Linked DNA regions of Mus musculus: region 2 is linked to region 1. A link is a loop called in an ENCODE intact Hi-C map of the cell type or tissue named here. Cell type or tissue: heart. All regions are shown on one strand.

The links. Hi-C counts contacts between places; a loop is a spot of excess contacts. Peaks named below come from ENCODE experiments on the same cell type or tissue, not always from the same donor. Only the 100,000 strongest peaks of a DNase experiment are listed, where the experiment ranks them.
Region 2: it touches region 1 in a loop (4-fold over the local background); 13 of 42 quality-filtered maps call a loop at or near these places.

The regions. Positions count from the first base shown.
Region 1 is chr11:35,118,517-35,121,016 of GRCm38, reverse strand. No RefSeq gene overlaps it. Among named protein-coding and RNA genes, the nearest start is that of Slit3, 1.7 kb to the left of the region's middle. In heart, CTCF peaks have their summits at 86 and 1,425 (motif pointing left); DNase peaks (open chromatin) are centred at 16 and 1,396; H3K4me3 peaks cover 402 bases; H3K27ac peaks cover 872 bases.
Region 2 is chr11:34,880,230-34,882,729 of GRCm38, reverse strand. No RefSeq gene overlaps it. Among named protein-coding and RNA genes, the nearest start is that of Gm25799, 18 kb to the left of the region's middle. In heart, a CTCF peak has its summit at 1,029; no DNase peak of the experiment used is centred here.

The DNA.
Region 1 (2,500 bases):
CTGCGCTGAGCGTCACGTCGACTAAGTTGGGAACTTTGCTGGAGCAACCAAGAGCCTGTAGGGAGGAGGCAGCAGGGGAGCTAGAGAGACCCAACTGGGAAGGAAAGGGACTTGGCCAGCCCGGGCCGCCAGGAAAGAAACATTGAAATTCATTTATTCTTGGGAGCCAAGAACTGATAAACCTCGTGGCTTCATTTTTTTTTTTTAATTCAGTCACCGAGCTGGATACAGAATACCCACATGGGAGCATCAGAAACTAGGCTTCATGTTTTAGGTGAAAGAGTCAAAGTTGGACTAAGTGAAATGATTATCCGAGACCATACAGCTACTAGGCATTCTGTACCCTGACACATTTATCCGTGGAAACTTTGCCCCTACCCTAATTAGTGTTCACAGCTAAGGCCAACAACTATTTCCTAGAGGACTTACAGATTAGAGAACACTACACAGACACACAGTCACAGTCAGTCAGTCAGTCAGTCAGTCAGTCTGTCTGTCTATCTCTCTGTCTCTCTCTCTCTCTGTAGTAAATGTAAGAACTTGGACCCCGGTATTGACACCATCACTTCATCTGCTTCCTGTCTAGGGGACTAAGGGGCAATCATGTCACCTGCGGACCTTTATTTCCTTATTTCAAGGTGCCACCGTTCTGACAGACTTCCCTTGCACATCAAAGAAAAGAACGTGATTTTATAAAATAGTGCAGTAGCATGCAAGGGACCTATTCCCCATCCCCCTCCTCCCCAGCCTTGCCTTCATTCTGCCAGTGCCTGCTCTAAATTGGCTGGTCTGAGCTTTTCCAGATGCCGGTGGGGAAGGGCCATGTTACAGGCTCCATACATACTTGTAGGAATGATGTTGTTTGTTTGTTTGAAGGGAAGGGGCAGGAACTGGAGGAAATATTGCCCAGACTTCCTTGAGATCCTCTTGTACTGGAAAGGTCTGAAATAGCCTTGGTTTTACACACACACACACACACACACACACACACACACACACACACACTACACCCCCCCACACCCCTATACTCTTAACTATAAAACACATGCACTTTCACACACAAAAAATATGCAGTCACATACAGAGAAGAACATGTATGTTCACATACCACTAACCACTATGCGCCTGAGAACTCTCTTTTCCCTCATATGAATGCTACTCAGATTCTTCTATTTTCCTTAAAGGAAACTTTTAGCTACTTGACTACACACTGTAAATATATAGCTGAGGTGCAAATTTTATTTTATTATAGCTAGCATATTTTCAGAGACTTAGCTCTAAGGACTCAATTGCCCCCCAGCTCCCCCCCCCCACCCCCACACACTTATACCCCAACCCCAGCACACACGTGAGATTCAGTTCTCTGCTGTTATTCTTGGGAACTGTTTCTGCCCAGCTGCTGCCGCCATCGCCCTCTGGTGGCCAGAAAAGAGCTAGGCTCTGCTTCCGATGGTGACTTCAGCATTAAAGAACTCCAAACATGCCTTTGCCTCAGTCCTCCAAAGCTTTCCTACAAACCTTGAACCAATTTAGTACCAGGGCTGAGGCAGATGAGAGAGGACCGGGCAAGGTCCCAAGGGCACAAAAGCATCTCAGACTGTCTGGAACAGCAAAGAGCGGGGTTGTCTTTGTTTGCTGAAATGCATGCATACTAAAAGCATGCTCTGCAGCCCTGCAGCCTGGACCTGGGTGGGTTCTCTGAGCACAGTGGTAAGCCTCTGTGTTTCTATTTAAGCTGCATGGGAGTTTGAGAGCCTACTGGATCTTTAAATGACTTCTCGGGCATTGAAATATGCTACTTCCTCAGAGAAGGCCCCTAAAACAGACCACAGATCATGGGAGTTCTTCAGAATCAGTCATCTTTAAGTACTGGGCAAGTGAAATAGACATGCGTACACAGACGAGCAGGGTGCACAGAGACCTGCATTTCTTGGGCAGAGACACCCTTAGAAATCACCTAATCTGGGTGTTTTACATCCACTGTCTTCTGGCAATGGCTGGGTCTAACATGTGTCTTCTTAGGGGACAGGGTTTCCCCAGCAACGACTAGGGTGTTCTTTACTCTGCCCCTTCTTGGAGATTCGCTGCAGGTTTGCTGACTTTAGTTTTCCAGTTAACTCCTTCTGGTGCTCACAAAAAGCTTTCCTGGAATGTAAGCTCAGAATCTCAAATACAAAACGCACCTCTTGTCTCTTCCTAAGGAGAAAAGAGAATCAGAGAGGTAGGCTTCCGTGCAAAGTTACCCAGCTAATTAGTGAGAGGTTGTGGAGCAGGGCCCATGGTTGCATTTCAGCCTCTGCCTACCTCTGAGGCATCTTCACAATGTGTCAGTCTCCTCGCGAAAGAATTCGCCAGCCTCGCTGCTGAAGTCTGGGTAAGTCATTAGGGGTCAAGCTGTTGGGTAGAATTTTCTATGCCCATATGCCAAAGATAACTTTTCATTCTGTGGAACGATTTTCGGTGTTCTGCAAACGCCTCCTTAGCCAACTTTTTAAAAAAA
Region 2 (2,500 bases), 240 kb after region 1:
AAGAAGAAGGGTTACGTTACAGAAAGGTGGAGAAATGCCGAGTTAAGTCTCAGTCCTGTCTGAGTCCAATGGGAAGGAAGCTGAGAAGAGCTGGAAGAGACAGAGAGCACCTTCTGCCTCTTACCCTTCAAGTTGATATAATCCAGCCAGAAGCTCCCCACAATGAAGTCTGGGGAACAGAGTTTGCAGACCCCTGATCCCAGAGTTGGGTTCGATCATTCTGAGGCACAAGGTCACTGAGTCAAATGGACAGATGGAGTTTCTGACTCATCTACTGCTGTACTGACAGCCACAGACCAGGCAATTTGCACGTTGAAGAAACTTCTTACAGTTCTAGAGGCAGAGAAGGCAAAGATCTTGGCATTGATGTTTGACGCGCCTTCAGGTGAGAGACTGTAATGTGGTAGAGAACATCAAATGGAAAGAGAACACACACAAAAAGAACTTGCTCTGTAACAAAGCCAATCTTCAAGAACTAATCCACCCCAAATAATGGCTTTAATGCATCCAGGACAATACAGTCCTCATGAGAGAATCACCTCTAACAGTGTGACAATGGCAACTCAGTTCCAACACCCATCTGGAAGGCCAAGCCACAGTACCACCCGATTTAGATTAGTTTCCTTTCACACTCTTCTGCCACAGTTAGATTCTAGTAAGTTTACTGTGTGCATGCTATAAACTCACCTCTTCTTGTCTGTCAATTTTATTGCTCATTTTCCTAAGGCCCTGCTTGTAGCATGCAGCTAATGAAGATGTTGAATGATAGACGTGTCTTTTGATACTGGTGGGATGTCCTCTGATTATTAGCCCTCTTAATGGCTCCTAAGAAGAAAGTTAGAGAAAATGTAGAGGAATCTCGAGTAAACTTTGCTGTAGCTGATCCTGCAAATGCACCAGTTGAGCGGTTTTAGGGATGTCTATCCCTGGCTGTGTCTCCTAACGTACTATCTGAATGTACTATTGGAAACTGTTATTGTAGCTAGAGCTATGCTAGCATAGCTTAAGAGTGACATCCAGTGGTCTGTTGAGGTGAGCCAGCATAGAGAACGGTTTAGCAACCTCAGACTCTACTTTGTTTGGGTTATAGACAAACCCTTTTACATCCTATCTTTATTCTAATAATGCAGCTGAGAGTCTAGCTTCTTTGCCTGCACATACCATGCGCCAATACTCCTCCTTGATCCATGCACCTAGTGACCTTGGGTCCTCACCTGTACATTCTACTTCGAACAAGGGAATTAATTTTTCCCTACCCTAGTACCCTGGATAGATTCTACTTAAACATATTCCCAGTTATGTCCCAGTACAAAAATCTGGAGTGAAATCCAGTCTAAATTGGCTTGTGGTATATATACAACAAGGCAAAATTGCCCTAACATGAGTTTTATTTATTTATTTATTTATTTAGGCAGAATCTCCTATGCCTCTGAAGAATTGGGTGCAGATATGATTAAAATCAGATGCATCATGGGTAGGGACGTGTATAGCAGAAAAAAAGACTTTATGCCTAACCTGTCAATAAAAACAGAGAACCACCTTCTCCATGTCCCTTATCACCCAAGTTCCTCCTCCCATTTGTGAAGTCCTTAAAATGAAACTCCAAATAATAACTGGAGTTCCTGAGTGTCTTCATTCTCATGACCCATTGCCCTCTTGCAGGATATTCAGACCTATTCTAGAGCTTTGCTTTGAATAAAGTTTTCTAGATACACTTGCCATGTGTGTGGGCTTTTTATTTGAACTCCTTGAATAAGAAGCCCCAAACTTCAAAACACCTGACCCTGACCACAACCCCAGCAACAAATCATAACTTAGTCACATCTGTAATACATATAGAAATCTAATCCCTTCCCAATTGTTAACGTAAATAGAGAGGAACATAATATAGGAGAGCCCGAACATTAAATCATTAGGCTTACTTTAGGAAATTATCAAAGCCATGTTGCCTGGTTGTGGGTGATCTCGTATTTCAGTTCATGGGTCTGTTTTTCTCTTTTAAACAAAAGCCTTTCCTCGTTCTGGTGATGAGCTAGTGGGCACAGAGGGAAAGTGGAGGGGAAGTATACTCACCACCATGCCCCCCAGTGCAGATGCAGAAGGGAAGTGAGATCCACAGGGCTAGTCTAGGAGAAGTAGACAGCCCTAGACCTGGTTCTCATCACCAGAAGTTCAATTATTTATGGCTCAAGAGAGTGTGGAAAATCTGCCTAGACACAGGTTTGAAATAATATATGAGTGCTCACCTGAGATGAGAGCCCATCTGTGTAGGGGTCCATGTAGAGTTGAGTGAGTCTTTGTGTATGGTCCCCAGAGAGGCAGCTAGCTAGCTACTCTACAAAGATTCCCAGACAGCAGCTAAGGCCAGGGAGCGTGAGTGCAGAGGAATATCAGCCTCGTGATGGTCCTGCATTCAACAATATGCTTCAGAATGCTCACGGTGGTTATCCCAGGTAGACTGGGGAGTCGGGTCCATTCTATTATAGACACAGTCTCAAAA